Linked DNA regions of Homo sapiens: all the other regions are linked to region 1. A link is a contact called in ENCODE Hi-C or POLR2A ChIA-PET data. All regions are on one chromosome and are shown on one strand. The core of a region is the stretch at or near the end of the contact, and the rest is flanking DNA. Distances in the headings are between cores, read along the strand shown. Region 1 holds the start of FRMD4A-AS2 (FRMD4A antisense RNA 2). Region 2 overlaps FRMD4A (FERM domain containing 4A). Region 3 overlaps FRMD4A (FERM domain containing 4A).

The links. Hi-C counts contacts between places; a loop is a spot of excess contacts on that map. ChIA-PET counts read pairs that join two places held with the same protein, here RNA polymerase II (POLR2A). Pooled maps may share reads with other maps.
Region 2: a loop to region 1 is called in a map of endothelial cell of umbilical vein, with 4 times the contacts of the local background. The contact joins the enhancer-like site here to the promoter of FRMD4A-AS2 in region 1. A Hi-C loop is called at or near these places in 3 of 168 maps with a recorded cell type or tissue (GM12878, endothelial cell of umbilical vein and ovary), 2 of 37 single-sample maps with no recorded cell type and 7 of 50 pooled maps. POLR2A ChIA-PET finds 5 or more read pairs at or near these places in 6 of 52 experiments (BJ, OCI-LY7, WTC11 and 3 more).
Region 3: a loop to region 1 is called in a pooled map, with 1.9 times the contacts of the local background. The contact joins the enhancer-like site here to the promoter of FRMD4A-AS2 in region 1. A Hi-C loop is called at or near these places in 4 of 168 maps with a recorded cell type or tissue (CD4-positive, alpha-beta T cell, CD4-positive, alpha-beta memory T cell, naive thymus-derived CD4-positive, alpha-beta T cell and 1 more), 1 of 37 single-sample maps with no recorded cell type and 6 of 50 pooled maps. POLR2A ChIA-PET finds 5 or more read pairs at or near these places in 8 of 52 experiments (A673, AG04450, GM12878 and 5 more).

Annotation. Positions count from the first base shown.
Region 1 is chr10:13,990,088-13,993,171 of GRCh38, forward strand. It overlaps FRMD4A-AS2 (FRMD4A antisense RNA 2), which reads left to right and starts at 1,493. Exons shown (of 3, transcript NR_199003.1): 1 at 1,493-1,905. All of the region lies in intron 2 of FRMD4A (FERM domain containing 4A), which reads right to left.
Region 2 is chr10:13,944,458-13,947,541 of GRCh38, forward strand. The region is part of intron 2 of FRMD4A (FERM domain containing 4A); the gene reads right to left. Among named protein-coding and RNA genes, the nearest start is that of FRMD4A-AS2, 46 kb to the right of the region's middle. RefSeq lists an enhancer at 1,524-2,024. Within about 2 kb of position 1,479, at least 5 of the 41 ENCODE cell types and tissues checked have a DNase peak (open chromatin) inside an H3K27ac peak, as active enhancers do; they include endothelial cell of umbilical vein, where a contact is called at or near this core.
Region 3 is chr10:14,023,096-14,026,179 of GRCh38, forward strand. The region is part of intron 2 of FRMD4A (FERM domain containing 4A); the gene reads right to left. Among named protein-coding and RNA genes, the nearest start is that of FRMD4A-AS2, 33 kb to the left of the region's middle. Within about 2 kb of position 1,401, at least 4 of the 41 ENCODE cell types and tissues checked have a DNase peak (open chromatin) inside an H3K27ac peak, as active enhancers do.

The DNA.
Region 1 (3,084 bases), core at 243-2,742:
CCCTGGACAAATGACTTAATCTCTCTCTATTCTCTGTTTTCCTATTCTAGAAAGTGGGGTTAGGAATAAGAGCCAACCTCAAAGGGCTGCTCTGAGGATCAGAGGAGAAAACAGCTGCATAGATTAAGCACATAGAAAGAGCTCATTAAAGGTACTTTCTATTCTTGGCTGTGCTTCTGGGTCTCAGTAACTTCCCTCTCTGCCTGGATTTGCTCCTGGCCATTTTCTTGGAGAGTGAGACCCATCCAGAGGGGAATGTGGGACAAGGAGGGAGGAGGAAGTAAGGACTGAGAAGGCCCAGAGACGTGCCTTCCTCTTCTTTCCAGGGTCCTGGCCTGTCTTGTCTGTTGGGCGGGTATGCTTCCTTCCTGGCCTTCCTTGTGGAGCATGTCTGGGAGTGTGCTAGGAAATGAGGGAGGAAAATATGTAACTTGATATCTGCTCCTTGACCCTGGCTGACCTGGTTAACTCTCTCCAGGATGGAAGCAAAGCCTGCCCGGGAAACCTTCCATTGCAGGAACATCTCGGCCTGAAGCTGTCATCAGGGAGCAGGATCTGCTTCCCGGACTCTGAGCAGAACAATGGGAGCCCCAGCAGGCTGGCGAGGCTGACAAGCCCTAGGACGGTGACCTCTCCGATCTCCAGATCGGAAACTCAGAAACGTGTAAGTGCCAGAATCCGCATTTGGGAATCTGTTATTTCTCCCTCTGCGAGTCAACCTGATCACCCTGGAAGCCTCACTGTCTCTCAGCCCTTGTTCCCATTTTTCTTTCCATGAACACCGCAATCAGATACGAGATTCCAGTAATGATGGTTCTTGAAAATTAAACAAATCAAAAAGAAAGCCAGCCAAGGTATGGAGTGGGGGACCTCTAAGTTCCCCTGGAGGAGACACTGGGGCCAGGTTCCGAGGTGCATTCGGAGCCAGAATCCCTAATGGAATTGAACAATTATCCTGAAGCTGCTCTCTGAAAGCCGCGGTTTTCCTAAAACACTGTGCTTGGCGTGCCTGGGCTTCTTGGCACTGGCCCATGACCCACAGCAGCAAATCGTTCCCAGGAAGCTATTGTTATTTGTGTATCTGATAGCATTCAGCTGAGTACACTGACAGCAACATTTAGAAAGGAAAAGAAAAAAGAAGCGTAGAGTGAAAAGGACAAAAAGGAGGCTTCCAACATCCTGGTGGGAACAGAAAACCAGCAAAGCCTCTTTTCCAGCCCTTATCCTTGTGAGTTTGGACTCTGCAGAACTGTCATCCCCCAGGCATAGCTGCAGCTTGTATGAAGGTGGGCATCAGGCGCGGAGATTCAGGACAGTGTGCACCTGCTTTCCTCCAACGGGACCCCCTCTGTTCTTCCCAGGAATGCCTGTAAACTGCCACTGCCTCTAGGGGCTGCACCAAGTCCCTGTGTACTCCCAGGACACAATGGAGTGGAATGGAGTGGCTCTGTTCTGTCAGGGCCTAACATTCCAAATGAATTCATTCCCTTCTGGGAAAAAAGAACCACCTTGCTCAGAGCACAATGTTCCCATGTCTTGGCTTACCTTGAAGCATTTTTGATACACCTGTTGGGACAATGCGTTCTGCCAAGAGAAGGGAAGTAGCATACTTTGTTCTATTTTTTACTCTCAATGGGCTACGTTTCCATTGTGTTGGTTTCCCTTACAGAAAGTAACACACACAGAAGAGAAGGTTATAGGATTCCATGCTGCTTGGCAAAGGCACAAAATATGTGCACATATTTACATGGAATATGAGGGTAAACTAGAAAATTAAGGGTAATCTAAAATAGAAAAAAAGAAGAAAACAATAAGTTAAAAGTATGAAAAGACATCCAGAATGAGCAAGTTACTGAGGTTGTGCCTCAACTTTAGCTTGAGTTTCCTGGCAGCAAAGGTAAAAAGGTAAGTACATTGAATCACATACTTCTTATTATCTTCTAAAAGGAATTAACGGAGTGGAATATATAAAAAGCACTGAATAACATAAGGAACAAGATCTTCAATGGTCATTTTGAAAAAGCCTCAGAAGCGTGCTTATAGATGTTTCTTCTGCTGGCTTTCTCAGCAAGATGATACTAAGATACCATCCTAACCACCTCATCTCTGCCTATAGCCCAGGCTATGCCTAGACATGCCTGGAGCTATGCCAGTGGTTCAAGGGGTTTCTACAAACACTTGCTTCTACCTTTGCTTTAAATTGGTTTCTTCTCCTCTGATTTCTCTGGTCTCCACCTGTTTCTTGATTCTCCAGCTATATTTGACACATCTAACCGGATTCATGAGTCTTTAGCCTGTCTGTGGGTTGGCTTGCAGGCTCACTGACCCCAGCAAACTCCCATGCCTGGCCTTGGGTCCTGCCCACCCACCTCCATGTCCTGCCTAAGTCTCGGGTCACATGGCCAGCCCCAGTCCAGGCCAAGAATAGGTTGCTGCTCATTCAAAACAAAATGACACTAAACATCAGCCCTCAATAGAGAGGAATTAAATCTTAACTTTGTAAAATAATTTCAGCAGGGAGTTGAGAAAATACAGCATAACTATGTTGATATTTGATTATTTAATTTAATAAAGATCTAGTGTAGGCCAGGCATGGTGGCTCGCACCTGTAATCCCAGCACTTTGGGAGGCCAAGACACGCGGATCACCTGAGGTCAGGAGTTCAAGACCAGCTTGACCAAATGGTGAAACCCTGTCTCTACTAAAAATACAAAAATTAGCCAGGCATGGTGGCGCATGCCTGTAATCCCAGCTACTTGGGAGGCTGAGGCAGGAGGATCGCTTGACCCCCGGTGGCAGAGGTTGCAGTGTGCCAAGATTGTGCCATTGCACTCCAGCCTGGGCAATAGAGTGAGACTCTGTCTCAAAAAAAAAAAAAAAAAAAAAAAAAAGGATTTAGTGTAAAGAGATTAAAGTAATGACTAGCCAACATATCCATTGATCTGCTTCTCTTGCGTGTCCTATGTCCCTACAAAACTTTGGGCTAAGTGCTAGAAGGTAGTGAATTCAAAGTTGCCTTATCCGGCAAGAGACAGTGAGGACATCCTGAGTTTAAAACTGAAGAGTTGCATCTCTGCTGTGGAT
Region 2 (3,084 bases), core at 229-2,728, 46 kb before region 1:
AATTATTTCATTATATATTTCAATGTAATAATAATAGAAATAAATGTAATGTGCTTAAATCATCCTGAAACCATCCCCCAACCTCAGTCCTTGGAAAAATTGTCTTCCATGAATCAGGTCCCCGGTGCCAAAAAAGTTGGGGACCACTGGGACCATACACCCTTCAACAGAACATGACAGGTCTGCATAAGATTCAAGGTGTTTTCCCTGACATTAGATAGAAAACTCTTCTGTTATATATTTGTAGCTATTTCTGCATACTAATGCTGCCTCATTTGCTGACTTATCATTCTGAAAGTTCCTTCCGTAAAAAAGAAAGGCTTAAAAAATACATTCTAATGATACGTGCCTTCTCTGTCTGTGCACACAGTGTCAGATAGAAAGCAACTTCTTATCCTTCCAATGAAGAACACGGAATAGCTGAGTCTTTGCCAGACATAGCCTGATGGGAACCCTGTGGTGTGGCCCTCTTCATGGGGAGTTCAGTGTGATCAGGTTGAGCCATATTTATGTGATGTCACCTAGGCAGGGATTAACACTGGCTTTACGTGGACATCTCCTATTCCAGTGATCGCCCCTCCGGTCTCTCCACCAGCAACAGTACAATGGGAGTAACAGAGAAATAGACCCAGGCCTGGTGGGAGGTTGGAAGGCACTAAGCCAGCCGGACTAGTGCCAAACTTAGAAACAAAAGGGAAGAAGTTGAGTGAATGAACAGGGGCATAAAAAGGAAGGGATTTCTTTGGTAGGTATGACAAAAACAACCAAGTCCATATCTTAAATATTTTCTCTCCAGTAAAATTTTAATGTCACTTTGGGATAGGGTCTGTATGGTTAGTCTTCTTCTAAACCTGGGTCCAGCTGCTTGGTTTTGTCATGTGATTTTTTTTAAGTAATGGTGAATTTGTAATAGGTTTCTTTCTTCTCTTTCTCTCCTATGACAGACCGGGGAAAGGGGCTTACAACCAGAATGCTATCAAATCCTTTATGAAACATTTGGGGCTAATTACCCTTGCTGGAAGTCTCAGGATTTTTTTCCTTGCAGTTTTTTTTTCCATTTTAATGGAACACAGTTCAAGTCTCATAAATGCTTAAATATGTAGTCGTAAAGTTTCAGATGTCTCATGGGCACCGCTGTCTGCAAATCTACCAGGCAGGGCTCTGCAGAGGTTCAAATTCGAACTGGTTTCCGCCTCTCACAAAGTGTGTTATATAAGCTGGGCTGGGAGAATTTACATGCTCCATGCGGCCATTTAATAAAGCTCACTTGATTATAGAGCCAGGGTCACCCCAGGAAATCTTGCCACCTCCCCATTTAAACAGTGAGAGGGAACTATGCATTTGGCTGTTGTTGCTTTCTCCTGATCCAGTTATCCCCAGGAAGTGATCCTTCATTTCCTTGCTCATGACTGCAGGCTTCAAGGAAGAAGCCAGACCAGGCCAGGGTCAGAGGCCCCAGTTTCAACTTCCTCTGGCTGCAAACAAAGCCATCAATCAGAGCACAGGCATTATTTACACATTCCCTAGGAGTTGCCTTCTTGCGTCTCAGAGCAATGCACCAGCACGTAGTTAGGGAAGTAAAAAACAGGACTGCCCCTCTGTGGAATAATTATGGACTTCACAACTATGAGTTGGGATCAAAAGGGGGACAATCAAGGGATGCCACTGGTTTATGTCCCTTTCCTGACCCAGATGCCTGGGGAGAGCCAGTGAAGTCAGAGGCACATGCAAGTTCTTCCTGCACCTCAGAGCTAGGAGAATGAACTCTGCTGGACTCTTTAGGCAGATGCTTCCCTGAACGCAAGAATCTTTCTGATGCCCTGAGGGCTAAGGCTAGAACCAGGAAGTTGAAAGAGGTGCTCGTTACTCAGAATCCCTGTCCCTACCTCAGCCATATTGTCAACCAAGTCAGCGAACGCTAGAGACTTCAGGAGGAGAAGGGAGTGTTTTCTCACCATAAAAAAAATTCTAGGTGCTCCTATGTCATCGTCACTTGTTTATTTACCTAATGCAACTTTCCCAAGTCATGTACATGTGTCTTTTAGACACTGAACACATCCCACTCCCTTGGGTCAGTCTGGAAACTCTGGTGTAGACTCGGCCACCAACTCACATTTTAGTGATCCTTTACCTTGGGAAAATTGCCCAATCTTTTCTTTTTTTCTCATCTTTGCTTTCACATCTTCCAAATTCCACTTCTGTTCTTTTACTCGCCTTCTCCTTGCCAAGTGATTGGTCCACTGAAGACCAGCATGGCCAGCCTATAAAGGTTGTAAAGAAAGAACTGGCAAGGTAAGGTGTGTGTCAAATGGGTGATGTGTTCTGTCTGTGTGTCTGTCTGTCTGTCTCCATGTGTCTATCTCTCGATGCCTGTCCTATACCTGGCTGAGTGCTGTGAGCTGGCCATGCTTCAATAAACAGCAGACTTGACCTCGGGGAGCTTATGGCACAAAGAAGAGGAAGGCAGACATGGGACAAATGATTATAGACAAGAGGAGCGCTCATATGGGGAAGCTTGGGAGGCTTCAGGAAGGTACCTGAGCTGTAGGACTTCAGAGAGGAGATTGTTGTGGGTTATGTAAGGTCATCACAGAAACCTTCCATCAAGGCATGTCTGAAAGGCTGGGTAGGAATCTAACCACCTGAAAGGAAGAATTGCATTAGCCTGCAGCCTTCCAGGCTACGGACACTTCAGGTAGGAAAGCGGAGACCTGAGTGTCCCAGGGGTTTTGGGGACAAGGAATAGAGCAGTTGACTACGTGGATGCTATGGATGCGCTAGGAGAAAGAGGCAAGTTTGGAGATATTAGCACTCTCTATATACACTTAATCTTCACCAGACCGCTATCATTCCCAATTAAACAGACAAGGAAACTGAGACACAGAGGCTGAATTGCCCAAAATCTCACAAACAGTAAATAATTGAGTGGGATTTTAAACAAGGGGAGCTTGTTGCAGAGTCCACTGACTTAAAACCAGGGCACTCAGTTACCCCTCTCTGTGGTAAGATGGAGTGGAGTTGGGAAGGTCTTGGATGACCAAACCAAGATCTGTGGTCATACGGGATGCCTAGGGGAGTCTGTCA
Region 3 (3,084 bases), core at 151-2,650, 33 kb after region 1:
TTCTACTCATACTTCTCATAAAGTCATGACCCTGGCCATGAATCTCCCATCCCTGGAAACCCAGAAGGACGCTCTCCCTTCTGGACGCATTCCTCCTCCAGGCATAACTTCCAACACGAAGGTCAGAATGAATGCGAGTCGCCCAGAGCCCCACACCCAGCCCTGGGAAGGGCGATTCCCTCTGGGAATTCTGCCAGCACAATGTTGCCTCAATTTGAAGACAAATTTTAAATTAATAAAGAAAAAAAAAAGCCTCAGACTCTCACGTCTGCCAAAACACACCATTCCCTGAAAGGTTCCTGAAAAGGACTCAGTGATGTACTATAAAGAAAGCGCCAACCTTCCATAGCCTTCTCCAGCTGCGAGACGCAGACTGGCGGGTCCTGGAAAGGTAACAGCTCACAGCCGCCTTCCCGGGGGCAGCGCAGTGTTGTTCTTGGATCGAGAAGACCTTTCAGCTGCCTTACCACCTGTGTATTTCACAGTCTTGCAGTTCCCTAAACCCCTATGAACAACACAGAACGAACAGACCCGTGGCCAACAGAAAACCCTGAGAAAAGTACTGGAAGAAAGAGTGTGGTTGGTTTAAGATAGAAATGATGTGAAGGTTGCAGTGCGTGCCCTGCAGTTTTCAAAGCCTGCATCGCTAAAATCATCACAGGAATAGAAGTGTCCTTGTCAGCTGCTCTTTTCTTTAGCAGAGAATCTCTCAAACAGCCTCAGGCCACAAAATCACTTCCTGAGGAACTCTTGGTAACTGAATGCCTCTCCAAGTAGCAGGGACCCACACACTGGAATTCTGGGGACAGTGAAGTTCATGCTTCTATCCTAGATTCAGCATCCTCTAAAAAAAAAATTAGCATTTTGAGCACCCTCCCCACTTTTTTTTCTGGGATGGTCACTTCATAAACAAACAAATGTGGTTCATTCAGGGAATAGCTACTGAAGCTGCTTTGATCTCTTCTGGCAAATGGTTTCTATTTCTTCACCCTATTCATTCAGATTTCTGCAAGTGACTTGATTCTAAACCCACATCTCTACTATTTAATCTGCATGGACTATTCTGTGCCACTCAGGCACTGAGGAACTTTACGGTTTTCTCCCCTGACCGCACATGAGTAAGAATAAATCATGTGGACTTGGGAACTGCACAGTTGCAGATCAGAATGAGATTCCGTAATGGGGACAGGGTCCCAAGGACTTTCGGAGTGGCAGGGGAGACTCTCTTGCGCCTGGAATAGGAAAAGCCTTTACTTACAAACACATCCATGAGCAGGTGCTCCAGTGTCAGCTCAAAGTCTTCCAGCTTGGCAGCCAAAGTCATGATGAATGTCCCGATTTGCTCTCAGTCCCCGCTGACAGATCAGATCTGCAAACTCCCCAGCTCAGGAAACACCGTCGGCGTCAAATTTGATCACAAGGCAGGGTTGCCACTAATGGGAAGTAGAAACCCTTAAAAGAAAGCAGAACATCGCAGGCTGGACTGCTCGAGCTGTGTAGCCAGAAACTGTACAAGGATATTTTGAAAAAACAAACACCAAACTCTAATAATGGTGCTATGGGATCAGAATGGGCATAAAGCGAGGCCACCAGATGAAGACTGCAGCCACTGCCTTCCCTGTGTAACTTCACAGTCCGAGGTGCTGGCCAAGCGCAGAGAACCTCACCAGTGAGTGAAAGAGAGAAGTGAGATGGGGTGAAAGCAAGAGTGGGGAAAATGGAATAGACTGTCTGACTCTGATATTTATAGGGCCACATGTTTTTGACTCTAGCCCATTTCTCAGTTGATTTCTGACCTTTCATAAATGGCTAAACACACTGGAGTGTATTGTCGAACGGGGGCAGTGGGTCCCACAGAAGTTGGCTGTGACCAATGCTAGGGCAATTCACACAGACACACCATCAATAGTTCTTTGTAGAGAACGTATCAGACCTTGTTTTGTACACGATGACTGAAAAGCACATAGTCTTGTGAAAAACAAGGAAACGAAAGTTGTGAGGGTACTAAATTTTTCCTCAGAATATTATTAGATCCCTCACACTGTCTTTCTTCTCCATCCTATGCACCCCCTCTGCTGCAAGAGTAGATAAACATCAAGGAAAAAATTTAATATCTCGTGTCAATTCCTCAAGCTTCTGCCAGTTACAGAATATCCACGAAATCTTGCAAATGCAGTTTCTCCTTTTCTGCTTCCAAAGTTTGCTTTTTTTTTTTAACTTAAAAATGTTTGGAAATTGTGGTAAAATATACCTCACATAAATTTTGCCATCTTAACTATTTTTAAGTGTACTGTTCCGTAGTGTTAAGTACATTCACCTTGTACTTGGTTCACATTGTACTGGAATAAACAAGATAGACTTGTTTATTTCATCAATGCTCTTCCTGGGATGGACAAGGGATCAGACTGTGGATAACAGCTAGTGTTTCTTATTTAAGGCAGTCTGCTAGTCTCAACAATGACATCACATGATTATTGTCTAAGAAAAATTTTGGGGCCTTAAGGATAGTCACTATTACACCACCATCCATCTCCAGAACTCTTCTCATTTTGCAAAACGGAAACACTGTGACCATTAAACAATAACTCCATTTCTCCCCTCCCACAGCTGCCTGGCCATCATCATTCTACTTAGTGTCTCTATCAATTTGACCACTCTAGGGACCTCGTATAAGTGAGATCATATAGTGTTTGTCCTTTGGTGACTGGCTTATTTCACTTAGTGTAATGTCCTCAAGGTTCACCCACGGGGTAGCCTGTGTCGGACTTTCTTCCCTTTTTAAGGCTGAAATCACGTATCCTAAGAAAGATACTGCTTTGGACAGTTTTTCAGGCCTGAGAAAATCTCTCAGGGACACGTGGCTGTCAAGACGCTAATGGCCATCCTTGCTGTGACTGTAGTAACAAAATCAGCCTTCGTCTAGCAAGCCAGTGCCCAGTTCTGTCCTCTTAGTTCCCTAAACACTTTCTGTTAAACTCTGGTCTCCTGATTCCAAACAGAGTGTGACCACTTAACAGCCAACATTGATGTCAAAGAAGGTGGGCCTCATGAGATCGAGAGGGAAATATAAATATAACATTTCTG